Linked DNA regions of Homo sapiens: region 2 is linked to region 1. A link is a loop called in an ENCODE intact Hi-C map of the cell type or tissue named here. Cell type or tissue: mammary epithelial cell. All regions are shown on one strand. Links, peaks and the distances in the headings refer to the core of each region. The heading gives the core; the rest is flanking DNA. Region 1 overlaps LINC03036 (long intergenic non-protein coding RNA 3036). Region 2 overlaps LINC03036 (long intergenic non-protein coding RNA 3036).

Evidence for each region. Peaks named below come from ENCODE experiments on the same cell type or tissue, not always from the same donor. Only the 100,000 strongest peaks of a DNase experiment are listed, where the experiment ranks them.
Region 2: it touches region 1 in a loop (4-fold over the local background); 3 of 110 quality-filtered maps call a loop at or near these places.

What each region holds. Positions count from the first base shown.
Region 1 is chr10:118,866,787-118,877,244 of GRCh38, forward strand. The region is part of intron 2 of LINC03036 (long intergenic non-protein coding RNA 3036); the gene reads right to left. It also overlaps the pseudogene RPL17P36. Among named protein-coding and RNA genes, the nearest start is that of CACUL1, 120 kb to the left of the region's middle. In mammary epithelial cell, for the core only: no CTCF peak of the experiment used is centred there; DNase peaks (open chromatin) are centred at 3,915, 4,875, 6,845 and 6,965; H3K27ac peaks cover 3,272 bases.
Region 2 is chr10:118,998,750-119,009,207 of GRCh38, forward strand. All of the region lies in intron 2 of LINC03036 (long intergenic non-protein coding RNA 3036), which reads right to left. Among named protein-coding and RNA genes, the nearest start is that of LINC03036, 26 kb to the right of the region's middle. In mammary epithelial cell, for the core only: no CTCF peak of the experiment used is centred there; DNase peaks (open chromatin) are centred at 5,122, 6,752 and 8,302.

The DNA of each region.
Region 1 (10,458 bases), core at 849-8,848:
ACAAGGACCTTGGAGGTTAAGTAGTCCAATATCACCACTTTGCCAGTGAGGGCACTAAGGCCCACAGAGGTTAAGTCATTTGTCCAAAGTCACACAGCAAATTAGCAGGTATTACAGGAAACAGAACCCAGGATTCTTTTTATTTTTTTAAGAGTAAAGTGATAGCAAGTTTATTAAGAAAGTATAGGAATAAAAGAATGGGAATAAAAGAATGGCTACTCCATCTGCAGAGCACCAGGATTCTTAAGTCTCTGGCCAAAACAATCTTTGTCATTCTTCTACTGCCAACCTGGGACATCATTTTTTGATGGCTAAGTCTCCCTCTGAGCAACCATCACCTCCCTTTTTTTTTATGGAATTCAGACAGGATGTCATTCAAGTACCTATATTGAGCCTCACAGCCTGACCCCAAACGCAAACTAATAAGAAAATATAAAAGGCAAGATGTTAAAAGACACACCGTCATTAAAACCAAGACAAACATCTCCGTGAACCAAAACCCAAGTAAATAAAGCATAAAATGGGCTGCTGAAGCTTGAGCCGATTTGGCTGCAGGTTCAAAAGGAGACAGAGAACCTGTTTGAGCTTTGATTTAACCTGGGCAGTGGCTGAAAAAAAAAACCTGCTACTGACCACTGCCACGGGGGACCATTTGTCTGAACCTGATTACATAGAAAGAATAGAGAGGTCAGAGGGAGCAGACAGATTCTCCAACAACATCTGGGCCAAGCTGCCCACTGAATTAGTGACAGGGACTGCACATCCCTGGGAAGGCGAAGGGGAAGGGGGAAAGGAGAGAGAGGGAAGGAGAGAAGGAGGGAGAAAGGAAGGAGAGAAAAAGCAAGGAATTAAATAGACACCACTGAAAATCAAATTGCTGGCATGTAAGAAAGCTTTGAGATAATCACACTACTGCAGAGGAAATATATGCAGAGATTAGAGCAATTAGAACATAACAGCTATTTTTTTGAAATGATCTAACACAGAATAGCTGGTACCTTTGAAATAAAGAACTGTCATGGTTAATGTTACGTGTCTACTTGTCTAGACTATGGTGGCTAAAAAGTTTGATTAACACCCATCTAGATGTTGCTATGAAGGTATTCTTTAGATGTGGTTAACTTTTAAATCAGTAGACTTTTAGTTAACAGAATACTCTCATCTGTAATCCAATGTGGGTGGGCCTCAACCAATCAGTTGAAGACCTTAAAAGAAAAAGACTGATGTCCTTCAAGGAAGAAGGAATTCTGCCTTCCGACTGCCTTTAGATTTGAGGCTGCCACATTAGCTCTTCCTGGGTCTCCTGCCTGCCTAGATTTTGGACTTGCCAACTCCCACCATTGCATGAGCGAATTCCTTAAAATCTCTCTCTTTCTCCATATACTTATTTATATTTATTTTTGTATCTGTATTTATATTTAGTTTTGTTTCTCCAGAGGACCCTAATACAAAAACTCAAGAAAATTTTTAAACAGTGTGTTCACATTCACGTGGTTGAAAAATCACATATGTGATAAGACAAAAGGAAAAGGGAAATTTTTAAATTTTTTAACAGAATATTACAAAATAAAATAAAAAGTATATTCAGAAGGATAATTCAGGGAGGATTCCCCCAAAATGAAGGAATCACTAAATCTGACCATTGAGAGGGCATACCATGTAACAAATAAAAATGATATTGAATGCTCAATATTAAGGCATATCCTGCTGAAGCCATTGAACTTGAAAATAAAGTACTTTCTTCAGTACAATGACAATTAATACACGTTGAGGGAATGGCACAATTAGACAATGACAATTTGCAAACCATCATAACGATAATTGACTCAGGCAAGAATCATTAGCAGAGGCTAAAACTTGTGGGTGAAAATTTCAGGATGAACAAGATATTGTCATAGTCTCAAAATACCTCCCCACAAAATACCAATTTCCTACAAAGGTGAAAATAGCAACCATGAAAGTGGAAAAGCCCAGCAGACACCACCGTAACCAAGTAACCAAAGTTACTGTCCGAAGCCATGGCGCAAGGAACACAGCACTGCTATGTGACTCATTCCACTTCTCTAGGCTTGCTATTTTGTCGTTAACCCATTCTCACCTGTGAAGCCATCTACTCTCTGCTTCACACTATCTTGGACTGTCAGCTTTTAGGAGGCAGGGATTGGTCTGCTTAATTTATCCTGAAGGAGCTGGGCAAGAGGCAGATGTTTCCGACCTCATACAGGTGCACCTCAGAAGGGCCTTTACACCCAATCCTTTATTTGACCCTCACAACCTGAAAGCTAAGTCAAACAGGTTTTTCTCTCATTTCTACAAATGCAAAAACAAAGGCTCAGAGAGGTGAAGCCACCTGCCCAAAGTCACACAACTAGCAAGTGGTCAAGCCCAGATATCCTGGCTCCAACAAGATGCTGCAGTAGACACTGTGGTTGATGCCTCAACATCCATCCCAGCCCTGTCCCTCTGTGTGGCCACAGTTATTTCAGGGACTGGCCCTGCCTCCAGATGGGCCTCACTTAGTCAATATGAATTATAGAATCCCATCCCTCTTCATCAGGGATTGGATCAAAAGCCCAGCCTGAGCTTGTCCCTACCTTGTGCCACCTACCTTGTCCCAGGAATTGGTTCTTGCCAATAAGACACAAAAAGTCTGCTGGCCAGGCGCAGTGGCTCACGCCTGTAATCCCAGCACTTTGGGAGACCAAGGCGGGCGGATCACAAGGTCAGGAGATCGAGACCATCCTGGCTAACATGATGAAACCCCATCTGTACTAAAAATACAAAAAAATGAGCCAGGCATGGTGGCGGGCGCCTGTAGTCCCAGCTACTCAGGAGGCTGTGGCAGGAGAATGGCATGAATCTGGGAGGCAGAGCTTGCAGTGAGCCGAGATCGCGCCACTGCACTCCAGCCTGGGCAACAGTGCGAGACTCTGTCTCAAACAAACAAACAAAAAAAAGACATAAGTAGTCTGCTGAGGGCTTTTAGGGAATTTTTCCTTACTATTAAAGGACAAGATTAGACCAGGCCAGATGGCTCACACCTGAAATCCTACAACTCTGGGAGGCCAATGTGGGCAGATTGTGTGAATTCAGGAGTTTGAGACCCGCCTAGGCAACAGCAAAACCCCATCTCTACAAAAAATATAGAAATTGGCTGAGCATGGTCGTGCATGCCTGTAGCCCCAGCTACTCAGTGGGCTGAGGTGGGAGGATTGTTTGAGTCTGGGGGAGGGAGGTTGCAGTGAGCCAAGAATGTGTCCCTGCACTCCAGCCTGGGTGACAGAGCAAGACCCTGTCTCACACACACACACACACACACACACACACACACACACACAAAGCCAGTTTTTGCAGTTCTTAATTCCCACCAAAATTAAATATGCGTATATTGAAAAAAAAAAAAAGCAAGATTAGGAAGTTTCTCCATCTTTCTAGAATGAATGAGGAAGAAGATAGCCCCGCTGGCTGCTGGCAGCAAATCTACAACGAAGTGGTTCTAAAATGAAGTGGATGCTCTGGCTGGCAGAAGAGAGAGGCAGAAAGAACTAGGTATCCTTGATGGCCTCATGAAGCTCAGTGTCACACAGTCTTGAAGCCCACCCTACCTGTGAGCGTCCACTCAGGTAAGGCCACAAAGTTCCTTAACCTTTCAGCTGGGTCAAGTTGGCTTATTTGTTAATTGCAGCTAAAAGCATCCCACTGGACGCAGCACCCTCTCCCTCCCAGCAGCTTGGCATTAGGGAGCCCAGCATCCTGAAAATCCCACTGAGCTCCCAGGAAATAGTAATATCTGCCTCACCAGCCCCACATTGCCCCATCTTCCCCAATGGCTGTTTGCCAACTTTATTGCATCAAATCTATTGAAGTTTTTGTTGTTGTTGTTTTAACTTCGCAGGGAAGGCTGTTCTATGGTGCTGTGAGTCATCCTGGGAAGCAGCAGCCCTAGTGCTAAGGCAGGATGCAGATCAGTCTGTTCCAGTACCCACCTCCCCTCTCTCCTCCCCCGCAAAGGGCAGTTTCCTCTGGAATCCATGCACATGCAATTTATTTCTAACTGCTCCAGCAGGTTCCAATCCTGTTGCTTGCTGCGTCTAGTTATTCACTTGGAATCAGAGCTGCTGGAAAGTCAAAATTAGCCTCATTCTACCAGCATGAAATAGAAACACAGAGGCAGTCCCTTGGCTTTAGGGAGGCAAGAATCTAGAATTTTTCTTATCTCTCTGTGAATACCAGAGCTGAGGGTTACATGGGTCTGTGATTACACAGTCATTTGGAAATTGTGCAAGTTGGAAGCAGCACTGTCATTGACTTCCTGTTAAGAGGAGGCAGCAGGAGAAGCCTTCCAGAGAGGGACACAGGGCAGCCATCTGGTTGGAAGTCATTGTGCTTACATAAGTTGTCTGTTCACTTAAGGAGGCAAGGGTTAAGCAGGCTGCAAGGCAAGGAGTGTGAATGACCCTAAGCCATGCTTGACACCATGCATTAATGATGTTTTTTATCTTCTGTAGTTTATAAAGCTTTGACATCCTGAGGCCTTGCTAATCCTGGAGAGACTCCCCTTCCAGGGCTAGCTAATTTCTAGAGATAGTAAACAATTTGCCTGCCAACATATCTTTCATATACAAACCAACCAATCCAAAACCTGTATCCCCAACCACTTCCTTTATTTAACTCTCACACACCAAGCCCATATTTTCCTTGCCCTAAATCACCCCAGGACCAAGTAACAGACTACTGGAGACCATTCCTATAGCCTAGAACCCGCAGACATTATTCAAACTCTCTAATTCTAAGCTTGCTCAAACTTGCCAATCCTGCCTCACCCATCCCTCCCCACGGAATCCCCAATAAGGTCTATGGGTCATGCCCTCTCTTCATTCTTTCTGCCTCATGACCAACTCTGGTGCCTTTGCATGTGACCCTGCATGGCACAGCATGCCCCCTTCTCTTGGGAACTGTAATAAACTCCTTTCAAGGCATATTTCTCTATGTCTGTCATCTTACCATACCTAATTAAAACAAAATCCTAGATCCTTTGTTTGTTTTTGCTTATTTTTTATTTGTTTGTTTTAGAGACAGGGTCTCACTCTATCACGCAGGCTAGAGTACAGTGGCATGATCATAGCTCATTGCAGCCTCGACCTCCTGGACTCAAGTGATCCTCCTGCCTCAGCCTTCTGAGTAGCCGGGACTACAAGCACGTGCCACCATATCTGGCTAATTTTTTTTTTCCTTTTAATTACATTTATTTTAATGCTGAATTTACTCCTGTGCCATAAGTTTTTGTTTCTTCAGTTTCTTCTGGGATATCTTTTTCTTCTGGGCAACCTCCTCTTCTGATTTAGGAACAATCTGTTCCTTTTCCGTAAGGATCATCTCAATGTGGCAGGGAGAGCTCATGTATGGGTTAATCCGACCATGAGCTCTGTGGGTCCGGCGGCGCATCTTAGGTGTTTTGTTCACTTGGATGTGCTCAATGACCAGAGAATCTACATCTAAACCCTTAAGTTCAGCATTACTCTCTGCGTTTTTAAGCATGTGCAGCAAAAATTCAGCACTCTTTTTGGGCCACCGACCTTGTGTCCAGCCCCACTGCTTGGCCTGCGTACACCTGCTAACTCCACCATTGTAACGTAGGAATGGTACACACTGTTTCTGTAAAGTGACATCTTTCAGATACTTCTTGGCTTTTCATATATGTATACCCTTGATGGCCTGAGCAGTTTCATGGTGTTCTTAAAGTGAACACAAAGATTGGAACCTCTTGATTTGCATCATTTCGTGGGGTTCTCCGGGTCAAGTGAATAGCGAACCATTTTCACAGATTACCTCAGGCTGCTTAGGGAAACAGCATTTTTTTTTTTTTTTTTTTTTTTTTTAGAGCTAGGGCCTCACTATTTTGCCCAGGCTACTGGTCTTGAACTCCTGGTGTCGGGCCTCATCCTCCCAAAGTGCTGGAATTACAGGTGTGAGCCACCATGCCTGGTCCCGGGTACATTTTAAAACCCACCACCACCTATAACTTACTCTGAGCTAGACATGTTTAGATGCATTATCTTAGGTCATTTCTACCACACTGCAAAGTAGAAACTATTAGCTCCATGTTACCTGTGAGAAAGTGAAGCTTGGTAGGCTAAGTAACTTGCTGATGTTGGTTGACAAGGAAATACTGATCATGAGCCAAGGGTGACACAGCAGACTTCTTTTTATAGAGATATAAGAAATTTTAAAGATATTGGTGTGTAGTGGGGGAGTTGGATACCGGTGATCAAAAGTAAAATAAGTTTTATTTTAGAAGAGAAATGTATTAGGCTTAGTTAGTGGACATGAAATATACTGTGAGTATATTCAAAGGAGATATTGGGGAAACCTGACATAATAACTAGAAAATAACTGATGGCACAACTACATCAAATCTCTTGAGTTTTTGTTTACATTCCTTCAACCTCAAGAGGAGTTAAGCCAAGACGGAATGCAGCCAAGTGGGGCAGAATTTCCAGCTCAGACTGAACTCTGCAGCCTACCTCCTCTCTAGGGTGTCCCAGATACAAGACATGCTGGCCGTCCCCAGCATGTTAATGATATAATGAGAAAAGCCACATGCAAGAAGTAAATAGTACTGAGAGGAAGAGCAACATGTGGCCTCACTCCTTGCTACTCAAAGTTTGGTCTGTGGACCAGCAGCATTAGCATCACCTGGGAAATGATTAGAAATGCAGAATCTCAGACTCTGTCGCAGACTTCCTGAATCTGCATGTTAACAAGATCCCTGGGTAATTCACATGCATGTTGCAATTTTAAAAGTTCTGGCCTTTGTAGTTCCACCCTTAGGAACGAGGGGAGTTGGGGAAATGATTCAGATGTGGGTGAAGGATGAGATCAGACAGAAATGGTCTTAAGCTATAAATTAAAGGGCTGGTACTGAGACTGCACACTTGGTAGTTTGAGGGTGCCACAGACCTAATGTAGCTCCCACTGCTTTGGTCATAGTTAGGTTATCAGAGTATTGCCAGTTTGAGCTGGATAATTATTTGTCATGGGAGCTGTCCTATGAACTGTAGGCGGTTTAATAGCATTCCTGGCCTCCAACCACTAGATTCCAGGAGTGCTCACCATCCCCTATCACTCCATGCCCCAACCTGCAGTTATGACAACCAAAGTTATCTCCACACATTGCCAAATGTTCTGAGGCAGACAGAAGGGAGAGGGTATGTGTACAAAATCACCCCCCTCAATTGAGAACAACTGAGGTAGATAAAGCACGTTTCATGAATTCATGTTGCCTCACCTGTTCTACCTGGGACCATCAGTTATGAGAGAAGATCCCAGGGCTGGGAGATAGTGGAATTTGTGTGTGGTCAGGGTATGAATTTGCTGCTGCAATTGTATTCCAGCTCTCTGCTGCCATCAGAAGAGAGAAGAGCCCCCAAAGGGATGGAAGGAAGGTCAACAATAATTTAGTGGGATGCCAGGATAAAAAGTCATTTATCTGGCTTCTAAGCCCACGTTACTTCCATTGTACCATGCCACTCCAAGTCAGGAGTAGCAGGAAGTGCTCTGGACCGTGAGCTATGAGATGTAGGTGTTAAGGCCAGCTCAGTCCTTATCAGCTATTTGTCTTTGGATGAGCACTTCTATCTATGGGCCACAGTTTCCTCTTTCAGGTTGGCCAAGATATTACCCTTCCAGTTTTGTCATTCCATGAAAATCCCAGAAATGATAAGAGTCATATCCATCAACTTCACAAGGCTGAATTTCCTAGTGGAAAACACAGATATAGACAAGATATAGTTGGCTGATCTTCAGCTCCCAGCTAGGCTGAGAAGAGACAAGTCCCCAGGAGGATCAAGCAGCCCAAGAGAGAAGTCTCACCATGTAATAACCTGGTCCAGTGGAGAAAATGGGCAGTGTGAGCAAGCCTCAATCAAGGCAGATACTGCTTTCATCTGAAACAGGGGAATGTGGATGGATGGTTGCCCAAGACCTTTCCGGATTGGATATTCCTTGACTCTAAGGCTGTGGAAATGACTCCTCTCTTATGGCACATTCAGATGGAGAACACTGAGTCTCAGTAACCAAATGATTCCCAAGCCTAGAGTCCTCTTCAAATTATTTTCCAGAACTTAAATAAAACTGGGCCTCTTCTAGGCCTGTCTCAGTTCAGGGCTGCATCCAAAGAAACCCAGATCCATTTCCTTAATGCTTTGGAAAGAAGCAAGTCCATATAAAAGTTATCTTGATGAAGCAGCAAAAGGGAAGTTACATCACATAGCACATACCAAGCCTACCTAAAAATAATTTACATTCTCTCCTCCTAAACCCTCTCCTAAATATACCTCCTAGCCTACCTTCTGCCATGGCCAACCTGGCCTTAACAGCAATTATTTTTACCTCTATTGCCTCCCCAGCTAGCCTGTCCTATGCAGAGCCTTCCAGATTGCCTCCAGCTTCTATCATTCTCCTCTCCACTACTCACCCTGAATAGCACCACAAATCCCTGCAATTGGCTCTATCCATGAGAAGCAGATTTGGTTGCATGAATCAGAAAACTAAAATTATCAGTGGCTTAACCACTCAAGGTCTTAGTCTCACATATCAGAAGTCTGGAAGTTATTAATTCAGGGTTTGTGTAGTAGTTCCCTCATACCTCCCATTCTCTCTTCTGCCACATCTAGGCGTGGTCTCTGTTACCAGGTCTAAGAGGGCTGCTGTAGCACCAGTCATAATGTATGTTTCCATCCTCAGAAATGAGAGAAGGGGATGAGAGGGCACATAGCTACCTTTAAGGACACTTTACAGAGTTTTGCTGATGTTTAAAATGTAGAAGAATGAAAAGGCCTTAAATCTTAAAGTACCAACAAGAAAAACATGGACACAATAACTATACTTTTCTATGAGTCTAGCAAAGAGTGAAGTACGCAAGCCTTGATGAACTGAATTCCAGTAAGTAATGAGACCTTAATAGGGAAAAGAGGGCCATGGCAGCTTTCCTACCTGAGAAAGGTTGAGAAGCTGGTTTGGCTCCATGGGGCATGTTATACAGGGAGAGATTTTCTAGCAATGAGGAGGAATCAGCCTAGCCTTAGTTGACTATGTGTCAATCAAGGTCATTTCCTGGTACAGAACCAGGGATATTTCTCACGGGTTTGACCTTACTCAAAATGGGGAGCTGGTAGAACAGTTCACATTAATGGTTGCCTCTGCAACTAGTGTTCAGCCTAAAATCACTAGAGGTCAGTCAGACTGGCAGCAGAAAGGAAAACTGAATGTGGATAAAGACAAGGACAAACTGGAATCACAAGGATGCACTAGGACCCATGAAGACAGCTGAAACCCATAAGGGCAAACTGGAATACACATCTGTCACTCACTCTTTCCAAAGTTAATCCTGTGGATCATCTACTGAAAAAGCTAACATGCTTTACTTTAGAGGTACACATGCAGTTGACCCACATCTCAGAGAAGATGAAAGGGATCTCCCGGGAGATAGAGAATCTGGGGATCAGCTGCTGCCCCATACCTGTTAGTATTCTTGGTACTCCCATTGACCTTCAGAATATAAAATAATATAGCTGCAGCTTTATTTCCATCTTCCAAGTTTTATGCAAAATGTCTCTTGTGGTCTAAACTAATCCAGAAGCACAGGAAAGGAAATTCTGGAAAACATAGCTTCAGTCCAGCCAAATTGGTGAAATATAGAGGTATCACAGATTGTAGGCTGACAGGATGGGGTGGAATCTGGAAGAGCCCCAAATACAAAAATAAATTGCTCAGAGCAGCAATTCTCCCCCTACAAAAAATTTTGCCAAGAAAGAGGTCATGAAGTAAGGGCAGGTAAGCAGAGATAAAACATTTAGTTCCACTCAACCTCATGGTGATTGAATTTTGGGGCCCTGAGGAGTTGAATGCAAAGTGAATCAAAAATACCTGAAACTGCAATCCAACCTCCCCTGAGTCAAATATTGACCCTTCCCTGCAAGACAAGAGGAGTAAGTCTGCACTCTCTGGAAAACAAATGAAACAAACAAAAAATGTTATACTTCAGTCTCCACAATAAATAATTATGAAATGTGCTAAAAAGCAAGAACATGTAACCAAAAGTCAGGAAAATCAACAGTCAATAAAAGCAGATCCATGGACTAATTGTTGGAGTTGACAGACAAGAAATTTAAATCAACTGTTATAAATATGTTAAATAAGTTATGGGAAAAGAGGAATATAATGGCTGAATAGATCAGTAATTTCAAGATAAAAATTGAAAAAAATAAAAGTTAAAAAAGAACCAAATAGAAATTCTAGAACTGAAAAATAATAATATATTATGGGATTTATGACAAATTTAAAAGTTAAATATAACCACAATAGCACAAAATATGGGAGGGGAGTAAAGGTTCTTACATTATTCATGAACTCAAGGTAGACTATGATAAATTAAGGATACACAGTTAATCCCTAGTA
Region 2 (10,458 bases), core at 1,689-9,688, 130 kb after region 1:
TCTTGATGAAGGATTCTCAATATCACATCACAACTAGAGCATGTGAAATGGATTCCATTTAATGTAGCCATGTTTGGATAATACAATCTACCCTGCCCCTTGAGAAGGAACTCAGCTATACTACCAATATACCTTTCCCAACATGACCTGCAGCCATTGGCCAGGTTACTGTGCATTGGAGAAGAGGAAATAACTAGACTTTTTAGAAATTATTAAACACTGGCTCTGAACCGACATTGACCATTCCCAGACTTGAGCTAGTCCACAGGCCCAAAGCCTCTATAAATAATGCAGTGTAACAAACTACAACAGAATTTAGTGGCTTAAAACAACACCATTTTTTCTGCTTATAAATCCGCATTTGGGGCAGGGCTTCATGGGAACAAGTCATCTCTGTGCTACTTGGCCTCAGCTGGAACAACTCAGGCTGGGGGCCAGAATCATCTGAAGGCTCATCCAGATGTCTGGTGGTTGAAGCTTAAAGGACTCAAAGAGCTGGGGACTAGAATAGCTGGGACCCCTCCACTACCCCTCTCTGTCTTTATGTGGCCTTCACTTGTGGTCTGTCCAGGATGGCAGCTTCAGCATAGCCAGACTTCTTATATGTTGGCTCAGGATTCCCAAGGCACAATGGGGAGAGGGAGAGAGGGAAAGAGAGAGAGAGAGAGAACCAGATGCAAACTAAATCTAAATCACCTTTTAGTGCCTAGTTTCAGATTCTAAGCAGCATCACTTCTTCTAAGTTCTGTTTTTTAGAACTGACAGCTCATATTTCAATAAAGAGACGTAGACCCCATATCTCAATGGAGGAGTCTCAACATCACACATAACTAGAACATGTGAGATGGGCTACATTTAATGCAGCCATGTTTGGATAATACAATCTACCCTGTCCCCTTGAGAAAGAGCTCAGCTACGTTCCAATATAGCCTTCCCAACGCGACCTGCAACCATCGGCCGGGTTACTATGCATTGGAGAAGAGGAAATAACTAGACTTTTGAGGGATTACTAAACACTGACTCTGAACCAACACCAAGCAATGTGGCCATGGCATCATGGATAGAGGCTCTACATGGGCTCATGTAGAACATGTTCTTCCATTCCTTAGGGCCACCTGGCTACAGATATGTCACCATTCCCCAGGGGAACCAGCCAGTGATCCAGTGGCAAGTTGATGACATTGTATCATTTCAATCATGGGAGGAGCAAACATTTTCTAATTGGAATAGAACCTTTAGATATGGATTTGCTTTCCCTACTGGCCATACTTCTGCTAAAAACTAGCATATGTGGGCTTACTGAATACCTAATTCACAATCATGGTTATTTACTTGGAGGCCAATATAAGGAAGAGAGGGTGACTTCCACAAATCCAAATAAAATATAAGCAAACTGTAGAATTAACATTTTACCGTCATCAATTTCATATTTATTAAAGTACTTTTCTGACAATTTAAGACCAGCAGATGTAAAGTTTCAGGGAAGAATTACTTTTTTTAATCCTGCCCTACTATGATCAAATTTATTATGAAAGATTAGCTAGAGGAAAAAAGCAAACACTTTCTAATTTATTAAAGGAAACATTTCCTCGACTGTCCACCAAGCTTTCTACAAGTTGCAGACCTCGAAACATGTTGATCATTTGATTCCATTTTCTTAAAAAAAACCCATCATGGCCGGGTGTGGCGGCTCACGCCTGTAATCACAGCACTTTGGGAGGCCAAGGCAGGTGGATCACAAGATCAGGAGTTCAAGACCAGCTTGGCCAATATGGTGAAACCCTGTCTCTACTAAAAATACAAATATTAGCTGGGCGTGGTGGCGAGCACCTGTAGTCCCAGCTACTTGGGAGGCTGGGGCAGGAAAATCGCTTGAATCCAGGAGGCAGAGGTTGCAGTGAGCCAAGATTACGCCACTGCACTCCAGCCTGGCGACAGAGTGAGACTCCGTCTTAAAAAAAAAAAAATCAAATCATAACTTTTATTCTTGCAGCTACACTGAAAACAGTGCCTGTGTCCTGGGATTGCATCACACTAAATAAATCTGAACTTTTCCTCAGGAGCTGAAGTTGTGCAAGGTCAAGATTCCTTTCCAAACAAACCTGTCCATGACACTGCCCCATTTCTACCAGCAGACCTGCTTCGGACCTCCTGGCCGGCTCCTGGCTGCCCTCCAGGAGGCCAAGACATGCCCTGAATGCCAACAGGTGTCAGTGCTATGGCTTGGGGCTTTCTCATTCATCCAGAATCTGCTTTGTCTGTGCTCTAAGCCGCGGCAGGTGTCAGAAGCCGATCTTCAAGGCACTGCTCAAGCCCAGCCAAGTTTCTAAAGTTGGAATGCTGGCCGGCAGTGCTAGATGTGTGTGTGTGTGTGTGTGTGTGTGTGTGTGTGTGTGTGTGTGTGTGTGTTTGCTTTGGGGGGTAGGGTTGTTTTTTTGTTTGTTTTTGAGACAGAGTCTCGCCCTGTCGCTCAGGCTGAAGTGCAGTGGCGCAATCTCCACCTCCTGGATTCAAGCAATTCTCCTGCCTCAGCCTCACAAGTAGCTGGGATTACAGGGGTGCGCCATGATGCTCAGCTGATTTCTGTATTTTTAGTAGAGACAGGTTTTCACCATGTTGTCCAGGCTGGTCTCCTGACCTCAGGTGATCCGCCCGTCTTGGCCTCCCAAAGGGCTGGGATTACAGGTGTGAGCCACCACACCCAGCCTGTTTGTTTTTTTTTAAAAAGCCTCCTTGCAGGTAAGTTAAGACCCAGCCTGTCCTTAAGCAGAAGTGTCAGCAGCTACAGAAAGAGTCTCGAGGTGGCTATATCCACACACATCTCCTCTGGTTCACTCAGTCACCCTTCACTAACTACCACCTATGGCATCAGAGCTGTGGGCCCGAAGAGGGGCAGGGAGTCCTGCTGAGGAAGGCGGCAGTAAGGAGCAACAGTGTCGCATGGAAGTAGATGCATGAGTTACTAACTCGAGCAGAAGAGGACTGTGGGGAGTCAAGGAAGTTGTGCCACTCAAGTCTCCTTCAGATTCAAGGAACAGAATCCCAAATCAAATCAGCTCAAACAAACAGGACACTTACTGGCTCACCTCACTGGGAAGTCCAGGGTTATCCTGCTTCAGGCCTGGCTGGATCCAGGGGCTGAAGCAATGATGTCATTAGGGCTCTGTGCGTGGTTTACTTCTGCAGGGAGATGCTCTTCCTGTGGGGGAAAGATGACCACTGCAGTCACAGACTCATCATATCCCACATGAGTAGTGACAGCAAAATGATCATCTGTCTCTCTCATAACACCACTCCCAGGAAAGGGTCTGACTTGTCACATGCCCATGCCTGAACCAATCTTTGTGACCAGGGAGACAGGATATTCAAACTGATCAGTCTGTATCATCTGCCCACCTGTGGCAGGAGCAGAGCTGTGACCAACAACCCTACCAGGAGCCTGGGGCATGAGGGAGGCGTTGTGCAGACAGACCCAGAGAAGGAATACACGAAGGCTGCTTCAACCACTGAAGGCTTGAGATGGCACGTGAGCTGGCCTCAATGGCTCAACGCAATCTACTAGGGGACAGTGAGGAGGCAGAGCAAACACGCATGGGACAGGAGTGATCCTAGAGAATGGCTGGAGAGGGAGAAGCAAGCAGAGCGAGCCACAGAGCCCCACTCCCGGGCCACGTCTGCTCCACCTCTCACCCCTCCTGGCCTGTCTGCCACTTGATTCTGGGGGTGGGGCAGGGTGCAATGATGACAGATGAGGAAGCAGATAGCATACTGACTTCTAGTTAGTCTATTTAAAAATGGAGATTGGCACCACCAAATCCTAGCTGAAAGCATGTTCAGGTGTGCAATGCTGCAATCATTAGGAAGAAGGAGGCCAAACCGGCAGGTGCAGCTACTGAGACCATTCTGGCAGGAGAACCCAGTGCCTGAGGTGAGCTGGCTGCAGTCTCTAGAGGCAAAGGAGGCAGTCATTGCCGGGCTTTCAGGGTGAAGGCAGCAGCAAGGATAAGACAGAGCTCAGGATTTAGAACCCAACATCCTGCTTTCAAATTTTTTGTATTTTAAAAAAATAAGTAAACAGGCCGGGCACGGTGGCTCACGCCTGTAATCCCAGCACTTTGGGAGGCCAAGGCAGGTGGATCACCTGAGGTCAGGAGTTTGAGACCGGCCTGGTCAACATGGTGAAACCGCATCTCTACTAAAAATACAAAAATTAGCTGGGTGTGGCGGCACGTGCCTGTAATCCCAGCTACTTTGGAGGCTGAGGCAGGAGAATCACTTGAACCTGGGAGGTGGAGGTTGCAGTGAGCTGAGATCGCGCTACTGCACTCTAGCCTGAGTGACAGAGTGAGACTCCATCTCAAAAAAAAAAAAAAAAAAAGTAGACCTATAACTATGCAAAAAAGCTACCCATAATTCTACCACCTGGAGAAGACCACTGTTAGCAATTTCATATATATCCTTCTACACTTTTACATACATTTTCTTATATATCCCCATATTTTTTACACAAAATATATAGAAGCAAAGATACGTACCGTTTCATTTAACAACAACAAAAAGTGGAGATGGAGATCAGACTGTGTCCTGGCCTCGTTTAACAGTGATAGGTGTCAGCGTGGTTCCATGCCACTGCGTGCCCTTTTATTTAAGGGTGAGAAATCTGAGATCCAGAGGAGAGAAATAACTTGCCATTTCTGTGTAGCAGGTCACTGGTGGATCAGAAACAGCGATGCTGGCTCTCACTCACTCTGGTCCTTTCCAGCCATGATGCTGCTGCATGGTGACCTCCCTTTGAAGGTGACACTTCTTCAACATGGGGGGCCTGTGGCCTCCAGCTGCAGGCAGCAGCTAGGGGCAGCTGGTGCGATATGCCTTGGACTTCCCCAGCAGATCCCAGGACTCACAGCCCTCAGCCTCAGGGCAGCCTGCAGAGCAGCCACTGTGACTCCCTGGCCAGGACCCCGGACCGGACTTCCCAGGAGCTATCACCTCCCACCCTCCAGCTGGGTCCAGTTACTACACAGAGAGATGAGCCTGGACATTACCTCTGGCCAAGAGACAAGGTGTGGCTGGTTCAACCACAGGCCATGGGTACACCCGCCCAGGCATGTCCAGGCAGTCAGGATTCATCTTCAGGTCGTCAGGGGACATGTGGCGTGCTTTTCCTGTGGCCAGACAATGAATGCTCTTTGGCTCCAGGAAGGGAGCTGTTCCTCACCAAATGTCACAGCAGTGGACACAGGGGCCCTGACGATGAAAGGCATCCTGAAAGGCAAGCCCACCACCCTGAACCTTCCCAGGGAACTGAGGGAAATGGAGAAGTTAAAGGACAGCTGGAGACACCCACCAGGCTGCAGACACACCCCAGGCTGCAGACACACCCACCAGGCTGCAGTCTGCAGAAACAAGAGAGGAAAACCTTAGCAGTCAAGAGAGCTGATGGGTGAAGGGCACCAGCTTTGGAATCTGCTAGCCTGGGTTCCAATTCCCATCAAGTTCTTGCTGGCTGTGTGACCCTGGGTGTGTTGCATTCCCTGTCTTAGCCTCAGCCTCCACATCTATAAAATGGGATTACTCATGATACCTTCCTCCCTGGATAACTGGAATTTAAATGAGGAGCCAGAGGAGAGCTCTTAGCACACTGCTAGGTGGGTTACTTATGGGTTTTTTGTTTGCTGTTTTTGAAACAGGGTCTTGCTAGGCCAGGTGTGGTGGCTCACACCTGTAATCCCAGCACTTTGGGAAGCCGAGGCGGGTGGATCACTTGAGGTCGGGAATTTGAGACCAGCCTGGCCAACATGGTGAAACCCCGTCTCTATTAAAAATACAAAAATTAGCTGGGTGTGGTGGCGCACATCTGTAATCCCAGCTACTTGGGAGGCTGAGGCAGGAGAATTGCATGAACCCAGGAGGCAGAGGTTGCAGTGAGCTGAGATGGTGCCATTGCACTCCAGTGTGGGCAACAGAGGAAGACTCTGTCCCCCTGACCCCCAAAAAAGGAAAAGAAACAGGATCTTGCTATGTTATGCTGGTCTCCAACTCCTGGGCTCAAGTGATCCTCCCATGTAAGCCTCCCAAGAAGCTGGGACTACAGGCATGCACCACCGATGCCTGGCTACCCACTGTTTTTATTATTTACCTAGTGGTGCTGAGAAAGGAGAGATACCACCTAAGTGAATGTAACCACATCATAGACACCCAAAACACCAACTAGTGTGCTCGTCATTTTCTTTTCTTTTTTTTTTCTTTTTTTTTTTTTTTAACAGAGTCTTACTCTGTCACCCAGGCTGGATTGCAGTGGCACAATCTTGGCTCACTGCAACCTCTGCCTCCCAGGCTCAAGCAATTCTCATGTCTCAGCCTCCCAAGTAGCTGGGACTACAGGCGTATGCCACCATGCCTGGCTAATTTTTGTATTTTTAGTAGAGACGGGGTTTCGCCATGTTGGCCAGGCTGGTCTCAAACTCCTGGTCTCAGGTGATCCGCCCACCTTGGCCTCCCAAAGTGCTAGGATTATAGGCATGAGCCACCGCGCCCAGTCAGGTGTGCTAATCATTTTCTAAACTAAATGTATTAGGCACTTCCTGCCTTTTTAAACAGAGTAAATGAAATTTAACATGTTCCCAATAACTCAGAATTGACATTACCAAATTACTACACTCTGCCATCCCACAGTACTATCCGTAGAAGTAGCCGAGTGTATGTCTAACACCACCTCCTCTATCACCACCAACTCAATGGCCTGAGCTGACCATGAGTCATCAAAGAAAATGTTACAAATGTATGTAAAGATTTAATGGGTTCCTAGAAAGGAGCTGACTCTCCTGTATAGCAAAACTACTCAGTAGAACACGGAGAGAGTTACCCAAAGCCTTTTACTCACGCCCAACTTCTCAGCCTCTTCCTAGATGGCTGGGCTTCTGAGGGTCAGATTCGTAGAAAGGGGACCATTATTCTGTTCATCCAACATGACTTTCAACACAGAGAGTGCTTCAAGGTGCTTTGTCTTTTAGATACATGCATAACTACTATCACTGAAATATTAGGTTGGTGCACAAGTAATTGCGGTTTTTGCCAAGAAAAGTAATGGCAAAAACCGCAATTACTTTTGCACCAGTGTAATAATTAGCATCTTCCGCTAATCTTTTTCTAGAAATTTGAGAGAGACTTCAGCTGAGTTAAATTCATGTCTCTGACACTGGGTTTCTCTTTCCAGCCTGTAAAGACCACTTTGAGGATGATGAGACACATCCTGAGCAGAGCCAGCTAGGCGTGGCCCCTTGAAAACAGCCCTTGTTTCCCGATCACATGATCTCAGCTCCTTCTCCAGTGGCACTCATCACATTATTCTGCAGTCACTGAGCTTCTGTCACCCAACAGATATTTGCAAAGTCCCATGATGTACCAGGCACCAGGAGAGCACTGAGGGTCCCTCTTTCCAGAAGCCCCCATCAGTGAAGGGAACAGACAGGTGGCAGCGGTCTGTCCTGCCTTGTGGCCAGGAGGTAGCAAGTACAAAGTCCCTGGGGTCTTGGAGGACAAAGTGACCAGCTCTGCTGCATGGGAAAGGAGGAAGCTTTCCTGAAAAGGGGACACTTGAGCTGAGCCTCGAAGGCCAAAAAGGAGGAAGGGTGCCTGTAATCCCAGCTACTCAGGAACCTGAGGCATGAGAATCACTTGAACCTGGGAGGCGAGGTTGCAGTGAGCTGAGATCGCACCACTGCACTCCAGCCTGGGCAACAGAGTGGGACTCTGTCTCAAAAAAAAGAAGGGAAGGGTATTCCTGGCAGAGGAAGAGGCTTGTGCAAAGGCACAGAGGTGTGAATGTTTGCAGCTTCCGTGGAGCTGAGGCAGAGGCTGAGTCCAGACTGCAAATGTCCCATCAGTGTCCATGCATCACCTTAGAGACAGTCTGGGCAGAATTGGGAAAGGACCCAAGAATCTCCCTCCAGTCCCTTACCTCTTGGCTGGAGCTCATCCCAGGAGACCTGCAGCCCTGCTTTACAATCCAGGAATTGAAGGTTCCACAAAAGCCCGCGAGACAGGTCCCCCCAAGCCCAGGCACATCTTAAAGAGCTTGTGATCGTTTGCTGGAGACTGCACCTGCAGATGACCAACTGGACCACAGAGCGGCAGATCCCCTGGCCTAACAGGCTAAAAATAGTCCCAGTGTAGATTTCCAGACAAGACTGACGCACTCAAACCAAAAAGACTCACAGATTTGCACAGCTGATGAAAACTAAAATATCAACAGGCTCCTCCAGCCTGCAGAGCACCTTACTCAACCAGACAGAGATTTAGCAAGAGATTCGTTTTCTGAGCTCCTGCCAGATCCCGGGAGGAGAGGCCAGAGAGTTTGTTATCATCTCTTAAGTAAACCATGATTCATCCTCATAGCAGAAAAAAGAATGAGGTGGCAGTATATATACTGACTTGGAAAGACTCTAGGACATAGTAAATGATAAAAGCAAACTGCAGAATGTATGGAATCACAGATATACTAAATTAAAAAGTGTGTGTGTGTGTGCGTGTGTATGCATGTGCGTGTGTTCATGTATAAATGCATGGCAAAAAGCCTGGAATTCCTCACAACCACGCCATGCAGTAGTATTGTTATCCATTTAAGCTTTTGTGAGGTTAAGTAACTTGAACATATGGCATAGTAAATATGGCTATTATATCCAGACCATATGGAACTGGATTATGATAACAATCGCTGAGATTTATATAGCAAACTTTTTTTTTAAGAACTGAAGAATACTCACTAAACCCATTCATTTTACTGTGTGCCTGGCACTACTCTTGCCTCTGGAGATAAAGTGATGAAAAAGTACAAGTGAAGTCTCTGCCTTCGTGACACTAACACTCCAGGGTCACCTCCGGGGAGGTAATGATAGAGAGTGGGAGTCAAGGAGATAAAGGAAAATATTATCCTTGTCTATAATGTTTGAATTATTATTATTATTTTTTTTTTTTTTTGAGACAGAGTCTCGCTCTCTCTCCCCGTCTGGAGTGCAGTGGCGCGATCTCGGCTCACTGCAAGCTCCGCCTCCCGGGTTGACACCATTCTCCTTCCTCAGCCTCCGAGTAGCTGGGACTACAGGCACCTGCCACTGCGCCCAGCTAATTTTTTGTATTTTTAGTAGAGACGGGGTTTCACCATGTTAGCCAGGATGGTCTCAATCTCCTGACCTCGTGATCCACCCGCCTCAGCCTCCCAAAATGCTGGGATTACAGGCGTGAGCCACCATGCCCGGCCTGAATTTTTTATAATAGGAATTAATCCACTATTTGAATAATTAAAATTTATTTTTAGTGTTCTCAATGAAAAGGCACCCTTTGCCTTTGAGGACATTTTTTTCTTTTCTTTTCTTTTCTTTTTTCTTTTTTAGAGAGACAAGGTCTCATTATGTTGCCCAGGATGGCCTCAAACTCTGAGGCTCAAGTGATCCTCCTGCCTCAGCCTCCAAGTAGCTAGGACTACAGGCACGTACCACCACACCTGGCTGCCTTTGGCGGTATTCACTCTTCAAGCCTACCACCCAACTACTAAGAGTTGATTTTTAATAACTTTAATTTTGGGGTTGTTTTTATCTTTTTTCCCTTTTTTGAAATGGAGTTTCACTCTGTTACCCAGGCTGGAGTGCATTGGCGTGATCTCGGCTCACTTCAACCTCCACCCACCGGGTTCGAGCAATTTTCCTGCCTCAGCCTCCCGAGTAGCTGGGACTACAGGCGTGCGCCACCACGTGTGGCTAATTTTTGTATTTTTAGTAGAGATGAGGTTTCACCATGTTGTCCAGGCTGGTCTTAAACTCCTGACTTCAAGTGACCCACCTGCCTCAGCCTCCCAACATGCTGGGATTACAGGCGTGAGCCACCGCGCCCGACCATAACTTTAGTTTTAATGACTATAACAGTATGTGCATTCAGAAAAGTGAAATACAGGGAGATGTCATTTGGGGGCACCTTGCTATGCACTGTCTCTATGTTAGACCTTTTCCATACACCATCTTGTCTGATCTTCTGTACAACTACAGCAGGAGTTGAGAACAATAGCTACTTCATAGATCCGTTCTTAAACAGGGGTGACTTTGCCTCCAAGGGACATGTGGTAAAATCTGAAGATGTGTTTGGTGGCCACACTGTGGGGGGCAGGGCGGTTACTACTGGGATCTAATGGAGAAAGGCCAAGGATGCTGCTAAACATCCTACAGTGCACAGCACAGCCCACAACCAAGAATGACCCAACCCAAAACGCCAATGGTGCTGGGGTTGAGAGACCATGTCACAGATGAAGAAACACGTTCGGGGAAATGACTTCCCCCAGGTCACACAGCTAGTGTGGTAAGCAGAATAACGGCCATCCAAACCTGTGAGTACGTTACCTTACATGGTAAAGGGGAATTAAAGCTGGATTAAGGTTGCTAGCCAGCTGATCTTAAAATAGGGAGATGA